3 separate regions of the Homo sapiens genome follow, and regions 1 and 2 are each linked to region 3. A link is a contact called in ENCODE Hi-C or POLR2A ChIA-PET data. All regions are on one chromosome and are shown on one strand. The core of a region is the stretch at or near the end of the contact, and the rest is flanking DNA. Distances in the headings are between cores, read along the strand shown. Region 1 overlaps LOC124907988 (a long non-coding RNA gene). Region 2 overlaps AP1S3 (adaptor related protein complex 1 subunit sigma 3). Region 3 overlaps AP1S3 (adaptor related protein complex 1 subunit sigma 3).

Region 1 (4,210 bases), core at 1,530-4,029, 54 kb before region 3:
AGAGCCAAGATAACCCAAATTTGAATGCCAGTGCTTTGCTAGTGAGATGATCTTAACAAGTTACTTACTCATTCTGAGTCTGTTTTCCTTTCTGATAAAAGAGGGATAATAACCTACACAGAGGACCTGGAACTATCTCAGTGCTTTCTAAAATATGTTAGGAAAGAGGAAACAAGTGTCAAGGACAAGAATGTGTTTTAAGAAAAAAGATAAAAGGAGGATGAGTTTGCAGAGAAAACCTCCGTGCTGAAAGAATTCCTGGCAATTGATTGCTTCACCCACGCCTAACAACTCTAGGTCAAAGGGGCAGAATGTTTGACTTAAAGGTAAGATGACCAGCCAGGACCTATTACCAATTTAACACTGTTTTTAGACCCACATCAGAAAAAGCCAACATGTAACTACATTCTTAAGGTGGCATAATATCATAAGGACAGAAATTAGAAAGTAAAGTACTTGATTGCCTAATTTTTTTTTTTACTATTATTTTTTAAACAGAGATGGGGTCTTGCCAGGTCTTGGCCAGGCTGGTCTTGAACTCCCGGACTCAAGCAACTCTCCTGACTTGGCCTCCCAAAGTGTTGGAATTACAGGCATGAGCCACTGCAGTAGCCCTGATTGTTTTAAATAGAAGAAGGTAAAGTATTTTCTCACATAAATTTCTGAATGTGGGAGGCAGCCTACTGACATTGCTTCACGTAACAATCTCCACTTTACAGATCCACCAAATACCAGTATGCTTTTATATTCCTTACCCTGCAGAATCCTATGCATGTGACCGCACAGAGCCTGCTTCTGTGTGCGATGACTGTTCTGCTTGTTTGTTGAGTTTCATGTGAAATTCGAGTGGGGCTCACACTGCTGGTGATATTCCAAGGCATCTCACTCAGCTCTCATCATTGCTTTTATTTATTTATTTATTTGAGACAGAGTCTTTCTCTCTCGCCCTGGTTGGACTGCAATGGTGCAATCTCAGCTCATTGCAACCTCTACCTCCTAGATTCAAATGATACTCGAGCCTCAGCCTCCTGAGTGCTGGGATTACAGGTGCCCACCACCACACCCGGCTAATTTCTTTGTATTTTTAGTAGAGACAGGGTTTCACCATGTTGGCCAGGCTGGTCTCAAACTCCTGGCCTCAAGTGATCCACCCACCTCAGCCTCTCAAAGTGTTGGGATTACAGGCATGAGCCACCATGCCCGGCCCACCATTGCTTTTAAACATGCTCATAAGACTGCACCATCTTCACCTGCTTTGGCAAAAGGTATTTTGAGCAGTGTGTATGCAAGGCAGCTTTTTCATGCTGAATTTTATAATTTTAATTAACAATAGTTAACATTTACCACTAGTGTTACCAGAAAGGGGTCCCTATCCAGACCCCAAGAGCAGATTCTTGAACCTTGCGTGGGAAAGAATTCAGGGCAAGTCCATAGAGTAAAAGTGAAAGCAAGTTAATTCGAGAAGTAGAGAAACAAAAGAATGACTGCTTCATAGACAGAGCAGCAGTATGGGCTGCTTAACTGAGTATACTTATAGTTATTTCTTGATTATGTGCTAAACAAGGGGTGGATTATTCATGAGTTTTCTGGGGAAAGGGCAGAGATTTCCCAGAACTGAGGGAACAGACTATATAGGGTAACTTCTATATAGGGTTTTTTAGAGTATATAGCCTATAGTTTTTTAGACTATATATAGGATAACTTCTATATAGGGTAACTTTACAAATGCCATGGTACTTGTAAACTGTCATAGCACTGGTGGGAGTTTTTTAGCATGTTAATGTAATTGGGATGTAATGAGCAGTAAGGATGACAAGAGGTCACTTTCATCACCATCTTGGTTTGGGTTGGTGTTGGCCAGCTTCCTTACTGCATCCTGTTTAATCAGCAGGGTCTTTGTGACCTGTATCACATGCCAACCTCCTATCTTATCCTGAGACTAAGAATGTCTAACCTTCTGGGAATGCAGCCCAGGAGGTCTCAGCCTTATTTTCCCAGCCCCTATTCAAGATGGAGTCACTTGGGTTCAAACATCTCTGATGGATGGGCATGGTGGCTCACGCCTGTAATCCCAGCATTTTGGGAGGCCAAGGCAGGCGGATCACCTGAGGTCAGGAGTTCGAGACCAGACTGGCCAACATGGCGAAACCCCGTCTCTACTAAAAATAAAAAAATTAGCAGAGCATGGTGCCATGTGCCTGTAATCCCAGCTATTCAAGAGGCTTAGGCAGGAGAACCAGTTGAACTCAGGAGGCAGAGGTTGCAGTGAGCCCAGATTATGCCACTGCACTCCAGCCTGGGCAACAGAGTGAGACTCTGTCTTAAAAAACAAACAAACAAAAAACAACAAAAAAACACCTCTGATACTAGTAGTAATAATAGCTATACTTACTGAGTACTGACTAATCCTACCAGCATCTTTAGGAGACATAGGAATTATTATCTTCATTTTACAGATTAGGAAACTGAGGCACAATGAAGTGAAGTATCTTGCCCAAAGTCACTTGACTGGTAGGAGAAGAAGCTGGACCAGTGCTCAAGGCTTCTGGCTGCAGATGCTTCTCTCCTTCTGTAAGACAATCCAGGACTCAGCACAGGACTATGAATCCACAATACCCTGGGTAGGGCTTAGCTCTCAAACGTTTCCCTTTCCAACTCACTTGAGGGCTAGGTAACTGATTGTTCTCCATCCTTCCCAACCCTCCAAGCCCCCAACTATTCTATGGATTTTGAATCACTGTCCTTGAGGTTTGTTCGGTCCCTTGCCCAATATATATATTTACCTAGTGACTTCACTTATGCTGAACCTACACATGGTCATAGGATTACACAGGGAGTTCACCTAAAAGCTACAAAACCAAAGATTACTCATCAGGAGCACCAGGGCTAACTAACGATTCTCTGGCTGATGTTGACATTTAACACCAACTATGGAGTTCAGTATGTTGGATAGGGGGTTGGCAATGTGTGATACCATTAAGCTTCAGACCAAACAAAGACCTTTCATATATGAAGCTCTGTTCTACACAGCTCTAAACATGGCCCCAAACATCACTTTGTTGTATTGAGCAATTGCCTATACCTTCTCCTGGAGTTCTAGGCCACTGGATATGTCAGATAGCCGTAAGCACCTTTTTTCTTTTTCTTTTCTTTCTTTTCTTTTTCTTTTTTTTTTTTTTGAGATGGAGTCTCACTCTGTCACCCAGGCTAGAGTGCAGTGGCACGATCTCAGCTCACTGCAACTTCCACCTCCTGAGTTCAAGCAATTCTCATGCCCCAGCCTCCTGAGTAGCTGGAACTAGAGGCGCATGCCAACACTCCTGGCTAATTTTTGTATTTTTTGGTAGAGACAGGGTTTCACCATGTTGGGCTGGGCAGGCTGGTCTCAAACTCCTGACCTCAAGTGATCCACCTGCCTTGGCCTCCCAAAGTGCTGGGATTACAGGCGTGAGCCACTGGGCTTGGCCTGAGCACTTTTTATAGTGTAGCAATTATTTGAGCATTCAGATTTCTAAAGTAGGATGCATGTGGATGGTGAGTAAATGGTAGCAGAACTCAGATAAGAGTGGGATGCAGCAGTCAGGAATGACACCCATTCTTTTAAACCAAGACCCTGAGTGGGGAAGGCAAGTCAACCAACACTGACTGTAGGATCAACTCAAAAGCTGGTCTTTACATGGGAACACATTCTGGTTACTCTAATGGCTTTAAGTCTTAGCAACCATTACTCCGACATATACTGCGTTTTTGACTGTGACTATAACTGCCAGCCCATATCTAAGGTGCATTTGCATACCATACCTTTTCCTTTTTGATGTAGCCGTGATAACCATCAGCATGCTTTGCTCAAGTACTTCATATTCAGTAGGACTTACCAGATAAGAAACTCAGGAGCTGCTCCTCTCTGAGCCAATGAGAAACTCAGTTGCTGCTCCTCCCAGGGGCACTTATCTTTAGTTGAGTTAGCCTTTAATCAGATTGCCATTATAACTGGGCTCTGTTCTGAAAGAAAGACCTGATAAATCTTGTTTGATGATGCCAAGTAAGTCATGTCTATTTGCAGATTTCAAAGATTATTGCTAAGAATTCAGGCTGGGTGCAGTGGCTCATGCCTGTAATCCCAGCACTTTGGGAGTCCAAGATGGGCAAATTACTCTAGCCCAGGAATTGAGACCAGCCTGGACAACATGGTGAAACGCATCTCTACAAA
Region 2 (3,996 bases), core at 232-2,731, 39 kb after region 3:
ACATGGCAAAATCCCATCCCTACTAAAAATACAAAAATTAGCCAGGTGTGGTGGTACACATCTGTAACCCCAGCTACTTGGGAGGCTGAGGCAGGAGATTTGCTTGAACCCAGAAGGCAGAGATTGCAGTGAGCCGAGATTCCACCACTGCACTCCAGCCTGGGTGACAGAGCAAGACTCCATCTCAAAAAAAAAAAAAAAAAAAAAATTGCTGGGCACAATGGCTCATGCCTATAATCCCAGCACTTTGGGCCGAGGCAGGTGGATCACGAGGTCAGGTGTTCAAGACCAGCCTGGCCAAGATGGTGAAACTCCGTCTCTACTAAAAATACAAAAATTAGCCAGGTGCAGTGGTGGGCTCCTGTAATCCCAGCTACTCAGGAGGCTGAGGCAGGAGAATCGCTTGAACCCAGGGGGCGGAGGTTGCAGTGAGCCGAGATCATGCCACTGCACTCTAGCCTGGGCGGCAGAGTGAGACTCTGTCTCAAAAAAGAAAAGAAAATGAAACTCTCAAAGGCGATAGTGGTCATTAACCACAGGACTTGCAATAGGTAGGAGCGACAAACAGTAGATATTTTACCCCAACTAACAGCCTGCCAAGAAGGGAGGCTCAAGGCCAGATGCGATGGCTCATGCCTGTATTCCCAGCACTTTGGGAGTCCCAGGCAGGAAGACTGCTTAAGTCAAGAGTTTGAGATCAGCCTAGGCAACATAGTGAGAACCTTGTCTCTACAGAAAAATGATAAAATTAGCCAGGTGTGGTGGTGTGCACCTGTAATCCCAGCTACTCAGAAGGCTGATGCGGAAGGACCGCTTGAGCCCAGGAGTTTTGAGACCAGCCTAGGCAACATAGTGAGAACCTTGTCTCTACAAAAAGTAATAAAATTAGCCAGGCATGGTGGTGTACACCTGTAATTCCAGCTACTCGGAAGGCTAAGGTGAAAGGATCACTTGAGCCCGAGAGGTCAAGGCTGCAGTGAGCGGTAATCGCACCACTGCACTTCAGCCTGGGTGACAGAGTGAGACCCTGTCTCAAAAAAAAGAAGGGGAGGGTCAGATTGTATCTCATGAGCAATAGGATTCTATGTGCCCTCGTGTGGATGCAGGCGAAACTGCTAGGTGCACCCTAACACTGTCACCCTTAAAAGCGTAAACCATGTTAACAGCTAGGCCAAACCACAATGCAGTAGGAAGTCATAACATACACTGTGCTATATGCATAAGAAACACAGCAGAGCTAGATGTATCCAGAAGAGGACCCAAGATACAGACTCCAGCTCCTGTCTTGAGAAGGTAAGAGCAACTAAGGTTCTGCCAGCTCTAAAAGTCTGCCCCAAACCTTTAAAGTGGCAAGCTCAAGAAAATGCCAACTTTTACCTTATTGGTTTACATAGCTTGAGTAACCAGCCTGGCTCGGCTCAGACAGGGCAGCCAGTGTGGTGTTTAGCAGACTGAGTCATCTGGTGATGTGAGCAGTGCCAATGACTAGAGGCCACTGAACCACAAAGACAGGAAAGTGTCAACTCCAGGCCCCTCCCGAGGCTACAGGCAGGGCCTAGCAATGCTCTCATCTGGTCATGGGTTTTTGTCCACTTTGCAAAAATAAGATATTTTAACTGCAAAAAGTACGTAGCCATACAATATAATATATGATAGAGGAGTGTCAAGCAATTAATTCGTGAAAATAACATGCAACCATTTTTTATTTTGTGATATTTGTCATCTTCAAAATTCACAATCTGTGGTCGTTTCTTTTCTCATTCTAAGTACACTTTATACCTGATTTTGTATTTGTAACTTTGTATTCCCATGTAAATGGTGTAAACTCTAGATTCCATAAAACCAGCATGGCCCAATGGCCTGTATGATCCCTCTGCTAAGTTAAAAGACCCCACGGGCAGCATCTGTAGAGGGGTAGATGGGTATGGGGCTGTCTTGGCCAATGCCCACTTAGGAGGTGAGAGCTTTGTTGAGTAAATGTGGATGACTGAATACAAATGTTTTCTGGCAGAACTCTGGAATTCTAGATAGAGTTGGTGAAAACCAGTTAGAAAACCTCTTTTGAAGGTAAGGGCAGATTTCTAGCCCTAGTATCTCCTGAGCAATCTTGCTCGGCCAGTAGCCTTGGTATCTTCAGCCCATGTCAGTCAGCGTATTTCCTGGCAGGTTCACATGAATCATATACCCTGGAGTTTAAGCTTAAGAACAAGTTGAACTTGGATTGCTAAATGAGCAGATCGTGACTCAAACGAAAGAGGCAGGTGATTTTTTGTCCTCTCGAGCTTTCTTATTGATTCAACTTGGGGCCCTGGTGTGACACAAATATATATGTTTAAAGTAGGAGAGTGTGCAAGAGAAAGCCCATCTGTCTTGCATGGTATAGAACCTGGAACATCACTGTTAACTTTGAACTCTACCTGTAATTGTGAGTCTGTTCAAACATTTTTTTTTAAATGCTGAAAAAAAATATTATGGCTTTGGGGCATGTTAGCAAACTTAGTAACTGATGGACAGTATGAAAAGAATGAGATCATGTCCTTTGCAGGGACGTGGATGGAGCTGGAGGCCATCATTCTGAGCAAACTAGTGCAGGGACAGAAAACCAAATGCCACATGTTCTCACTTAAAAGTGGGAGCTAAATGATGAGAACACACGGACACATAGAAGGGAACAACACACACTGGAGCCTTTCAGAGGGTGGAGGGTGGGAGGAGGGAGAGGATCAGGAAAAATGACTCATGGGTCCTAGGCTTAATACCTGGATGATGAAATCATCTGTATAACAAATCCCCATGATACACGTTTACCTCTATAACAAACCTGCACATGTATCTCTGAACTTAAAAGTTAAAAAGAAACATAATTTGTATACTTTGGGAGGAAGCCTTTGAAAACATATGGCAGAAACTATACATTTTTTCCTGTGAACCTTGTAGAGAAGTAAAGAAATTCTTAAGAATTTTGGTCTGTTTATCTTTTTTGTCTTGACAATATGTATAATAAAGATGCTCTGCACAATATAGGTAACGATACATATGTTATACAGACGTAATTCAGAATTCTCTAATACACGTACCTGGATGTGGTCCTCCTGATCATTTTAGCAAACGTGTTTATCTTAAGTCAACAGTGATATCTTGGCAACTTTGCTTTAGCATTTCAATCTCTCTCTCTCTCTCTTTTTTTTTTTTGTTTTTGAGACGGAGTCTCACTCTGTCACCCAGGCTGGAGTGCAGTGGTGCAATCTTGGCTCACTTCAACCTCCGCCTCCCGGTTCAAGCAATTCTCCTGCCTCAGCTTCCCGAGTAGCTGGGAATACAGGTGCATGCCACCACACTCGGGTAATTTTTGTATTTTTCATCGAGATGGGGTTTTGTCATGTTGGCCAGGCTGGCCTCAGGTGATCTGCCCACCTCAGCCTCCCAAAGTGCTGGTATTACAGGCGTGAGCACCACACTGGCCAAGCATTTCTCTTATCAGACATTCACTTTATGATCAAGCTTAACTTTTTCTCAGTTGAAAGTTACTTAATTCCAGCCCCATATGGATGTGTATACAAATTATACTCAAACTTTGATTAGAATGCAAAGATTTTATATCCATGTATCCTTTTGACAACTTGTTTTCAACAATGGCAAATAAATAAAAGAATGCAGAAGATTTCACAGTCTGCGGAAGGCTGTGACTTAAAGGGAAAATTGTTCTAATTTATTGTTCGCTTTCAGACAATGGAAGAATACATGAACAAGCCTACATTTTAACTGGAAATCTACTTGAAGACTCCAGCACTACATGTTATGAAGCTGTAAATAAGCAACGCCTCCCATCCGGTTTTTTGATGGAGCCTCAGGCACCATGCCAAAAATAATTTAAAGGGATTCTTTGTTAACTAACAAAGTTAAAGTTGTTTAACATATTTATAATTACTATGTGTCTGTATTATTAAAAAAAATTATGTGTCTGTGTTATACTGTATAGGTACTTGTAGCTCTAAA
Region 3 (4,126 bases), core at 235-2,734:
ACAGTAGGGGTTTTAGCTTTGGTGGATGAGAAAAAGTGTCAGATGCTAAGTGCAAATAGCCTTGGGCTGGGAATGTGGAGATCATCTTAATTCTGCCTCAAACTGTACCACTGAAGGTATAATCACCAGGTCTCTGGGCCTTGATTTCTTCAGTTTTCTTTCTTCCCTATTTGTATACTTTTATTTCCCTTTCTTGTCCTATTGCATTAGCTAGGACTAGTATGATATTGAAAAGCAGTAATGAGAGAGTTCATCCCTGCCTTGTTCCTGACCTGAAAGGGAAAGCTTCTAGTATATCATCATTAAGTATAATGTTAATTGTAGTTTTTTGTAAATGTTCTTTATCAAGTTGGGGGCATTCCTCTCTCTTCCTAGTTTGCTAAGAAGTTTTATCATGAATTGATGTTCAGTTTTCTCAAATGCTTTTTCTGTATCTGTTGATATAATCATGTGATTTTTCTTTTTTAGCCTGTTGGTGTGATAAATTATATTAATTGATTTTTTTTTTAAAGAGACAGGGTCTTGCTCTGTCACCAGACTGAAGTGCAGTGGCCTGATCATAGCTCATTGCAGCCTTGAACTCAGGCTTAAGTGACCCTCCCACCTCAGCCTCCTGAGTATGTAGTACTACAAGTGTGCGTCACCATGCCTGGCTATTTATTTATTTTCTGTAAGGATGGGTTCTCGATATGTTGCTCAGGCTGGTCTCAAACTCCTGACCTCAAGTGATCCTTTTGCCTCAGCCTCCTGAAGCTCTGGGATTACAGATATGAGCCATCATACTTGGACTACATTGATTGATTTTTTTTCTTTTTTTTTTTTTTTTAGACGCAATCTCGCTTTGTTGCCCAGGCTGGAGTGCAGTGGTACGATCTCAGCTCACTGCAGCCTCCGCCTCCTGGGTTGAAGCAATTCATTTGTCTCAGCATCCCGAGTAGCTGGGATTAGAGGTGTGTGCCACCATGCCTGGCTAATTTTCGTATTTATAGTAGAGATGGGGTTTTGCCACATTGATCAGGCTGGTCTCGAACTCCTGACCTCAAGTGATCCGCCCTCCTTGCCCCACTTCGGGAAGTGCTGGGATTACAGGTGTGAGCCACCACACCTGGCCATACATTAATTGATTTTTGAATGCTGATCTGGCTTTGCATTCTGGGATAAATCCCACTTGCTTGTAGTGTGTAATTCTATTTATATATTATTGGATTTGAATTGCTAATATTTTGTTGAAGATTTTTTTCACCTAGGTTCATGAGAAGATTTCTTCAGTTTTAGGATGAGAAGTGTTGTACCTAATCAGCTTTATTGTCCTTTCTAATGCTAGAATTTTGTGAGTCTAGGAATGAGTTATTATTTCATTTTAAATACCTCACTGTGGTAGCTACTAAATAAATATTTGCTAAGTTGAATGGAATCTGCTGACTTTATCTTTGGAATGTAGATGATCTGGTTTTATAATATGGAATTGTAATGAGATAGAAAACAACAGTGATGATTTTTGAGATTAAAAATAAAAGGCATAAAATTCAAAGCCAGAGATATATGGTGGATTGCTTTGCTAAGCTGCCATAAGGAAGTACCATGAGCTGGGTGGCCTAAACACTGACATTTATCATCTCATAGTTCTGGAGGCTAGAAGCCTGGCAAGAATGGTTTCTTCTAGGAACTCTCAAGAGAGAATGGGTTGCTTGCCTTTCTCCTGGCTTGCGGTGGTTTAAGGGCAGTCTTTGGTGCACCTTTGCTTCAGTTGCATTACCCCAATCTCTGCCTTCACCTTCATGTGGTGTTTGTGTGTGTGTGTGTGTGTGTGTGTGTGTGTGTGTGTGTGTGTCTAGGCCCGAATTTCCCTTTTATATGAGTCCACCAGTGACAATGAACTAGGGGCCCACCCTACTCTAGTATGACCTCATCTTAACAAGTTACATCTGCAATGTCTATTTCTTATCTCCCTCTCTCTCTTTTTATTTTGAAATGGAGTTTCACTCTTGTTGCCCAGGCTGGAGTGCAGTGGCGCAATCTCGCTCCATGCAACCTCCGCCTCCTGGGTTCAAGTGATTCTCCTGTCTCAGCCTCCTGAGTAGGTGAGATTACAGGTACCAGCTACCACACCCAGCTAATTTTTGTATTTTTAGTAGAGATGGGGCTGCACCACGTTGGCCAGGCTGGTCTCAAACTCCGGACCTCAGGTGATCTGCCCACCTTGGCCTCCCAAAGTGCTAGGATTATAGGCATGAGCCACTGCACCCAGCTGCAACATCTATGTCCAAATAAAGTTGAATTCTGAAGTACTGGGGGGTTAGGACTGTAACATATGAATTTAGGGGACACAATTCAATTCATAGCAAGTGGATTATTCTGTCCTTTCAGTGTAACTACCTGTCTATCCTTCCTTCCTTCTTTTCTTCCATTAAATTTTACTGTGCCATACAGGTGGATGGATAACAGACAGACAATTTTATGAGGAATTGTCTTTATAGAGAGAATGTTCACATTTCACGTAAGTGGCTACTTAATAATTCATAGCAGTTAACCTTTTATTCTGCAGGTTACTTGTAGCTGGCATGGACTTAATACATGTCAACAGTTTGTTTCTGTGTTATTCCATTTTTTTCCCCTTATTGTTGTTCCTCTTATCCTGTTCTTCCTAGCTCTGTTCTGCCCCCTCAGATCCACTTAATTTGCCTTTCCCTGAACATTTCACAGTAGCTAGTTCTGCCACCAGATGGTGTGCAAGGATTAGGAAAATAATTGAAATATGTTGGCCAGTGTCTTTTCAACATTTTATTTCAGGAAAAAGGCTGACATGACAGGCCTACCTGAGATTCTGAGATTGACAGCAGGCCAAAAATGACATTCTGAGATTGTGGAGATTTAAATTTTTTATGTAAATTTTCCTCTCATTTATCATGGAAACCTGAGCTGGCAATCTTGAGGGGAAAAAAAACCTATGACATTTGATGTATATATGTAAATGAGAGACTTTGACCTCAGAATAGATTTGACAGTAATATTCGGCTGAGATATAGAAGCGAGGTTCTTGGGTCAGAGGACCACTTCCTCAAATAGGTAGTCTCAGAAGCCACAGAAAGGAGAAATCTCTTGAGCCAAGCAAAGCTGTAGAGTGTTAGTGCGATGAGGGACTCCAGCTATCATCTGATTCAGCAGCCTCAAATGAGGCCTGCAGCCAAACAGAGCTTGCAGACCACATCCACACACAGTGTGCTTTGTTTAGCTTGAACAAGGTTTTATTTTATTTTATTTTATTTATTTTTTTGAGACGGAGTTTTGCTCTTTGGCCCAGGCTGGAGTGAAGAGGTACGATCTCAGCTCACTGCAACCCCTGCCCCCCGGGTTCAAGTGATTCTTCTGCCTCAGCCTCCCAGGTAGTTGAGATTGTAGGCACCTGCCTATAACCATGGCCGGCTAATTTTTGTATTTTTAGTAGAAACGGGGTTGTGCCATGTTGGCCAGGCTGGTCTCGAACTCCTGATCTCAGGTGACCCACCTGCCTCAGCCTCCCAAAGTGCTGGGATTACAGGCGTGAGCTGTGTCAGCCTGAACAAGGTTTTATTATTATTAATTGACAACGTTAAGACAACTCCAATATTTCACCTAATCATCCAGATTTCAGGCTTTTGGGAAAAAAATCTGAAGACTTAGCAACAGTGATTGACATGTTTTTCTTGGCCACACTTGACTATGGCAGAGCTGTGGCTGCGGCTTTCGTTGGAGCTTGTGATTCATAGTTGCTGCTCTCTCCTCCACCCCCTATTGTATGATGCTGATCTTTACCCTTATTTAATATGTTACCTGCCTCTGCCAAGCCTGTGAAAGGCATTTGGATATGAAGACATGAGGTCTGGAGAGAGAGACGAGGGAAGTTGGTTCAGGCCACACCTGCCTTCCGATCCCCACTAACTGGTGCTATGACTGTGCGTAGAAACTGGTGGGAAAAGAGTGAAAGTGATTCACCTTAGAGGAGTAATGCAGTACAATTAAGGAATCAGCAGGGAAGGTGAAAACTCAAAATTCAAAATTCTGCTGCTGCCACTCAATGATAGAAAAAGTCGTTAGAGGGCCAGGCGCCGTGGCTCATGCCTGTAATCCCAGCACTTTGGGAGGCCGA

What was found. A loop is a pair of places that touch in the nucleus more often than their neighbours do. ChIA-PET counts read pairs that join two places held with the same protein, here RNA polymerase II (POLR2A). Pooled maps may share reads with other maps.
Region 1: a loop to region 3 is called in a map of Caco-2, with 5 times the contacts of the local background. The contact joins two enhancer-like sites. A Hi-C loop is called at or near these places in 12 of 168 maps with a recorded cell type or tissue (B cell, Caco-2, Calu3 and 9 more), 19 of 37 single-sample maps with no recorded cell type and 13 of 50 pooled maps. POLR2A ChIA-PET finds 5 or more read pairs at or near these places in 8 of 52 experiments (Caco-2, HEK293T, HepG2 and 5 more).
Region 2: a loop to region 3 is called in a map of PC-9, with 6 times the contacts of the local background. The contact joins two enhancer-like sites. A Hi-C loop is called at or near these places in 8 of 168 maps with a recorded cell type or tissue (Caco-2, Calu3, MCF 10A and 5 more), 16 of 37 single-sample maps with no recorded cell type and 14 of 50 pooled maps. POLR2A ChIA-PET finds 5 or more read pairs at or near these places in 6 of 52 experiments (A673, GM10248, HCT116 and 3 more).

Annotation. Positions count from the first base shown.
Region 1 is chr2:223,852,205-223,856,414 of GRCh38, reverse strand. LOC124907988 (a long non-coding RNA gene) reads left to right here. Exons shown (of 2, transcript XR_007088099.1): 1 at 1-637. Among named protein-coding and RNA genes, the nearest start is that of AP1S3, 17 kb to the right of the region's middle. Within about 2 kb of position 2,779, at least 2 of the 41 ENCODE cell types and tissues checked have a DNase peak (open chromatin) inside an H3K27ac peak, as active enhancers do; they include PC-3 and PC-9, where a contact is called at or near this core.
Region 2 is chr2:223,758,481-223,762,476 of GRCh38, reverse strand. AP1S3 (adaptor related protein complex 1 subunit sigma 3) reads left to right here. Exons shown (of 5, transcript NM_001039569.2): 5 at 3,727-3,996. The coding sequence ends at 3,762. Among named protein-coding and RNA genes, the nearest start is that of AP1S3, 77 kb to the left of the region's middle. RefSeq lists an enhancer at 379-748 and a silencer at 1,271-1,565. Within about 2 kb of position 1,481, at least 16 of the 41 ENCODE cell types and tissues checked have a DNase peak (open chromatin) inside an H3K27ac peak, as active enhancers do; they include HCT116, PC-3, PC-9 and 1 more, where a contact is called at or near this core.
Region 3 is chr2:223,796,914-223,801,039 of GRCh38, reverse strand. All of the region lies in intron 1 of AP1S3 (adaptor related protein complex 1 subunit sigma 3), which reads left to right. Among named protein-coding and RNA genes, the nearest start is that of AP1S3, 39 kb to the left of the region's middle. RefSeq lists an enhancer at 2,919-2,968. Within about 2 kb of position 1,484, at least 5 of the 41 ENCODE cell types and tissues checked have a DNase peak (open chromatin) inside an H3K27ac peak, as active enhancers do; they include HCT116, PC-3, PC-9 and 1 more, where a contact is called at or near this core.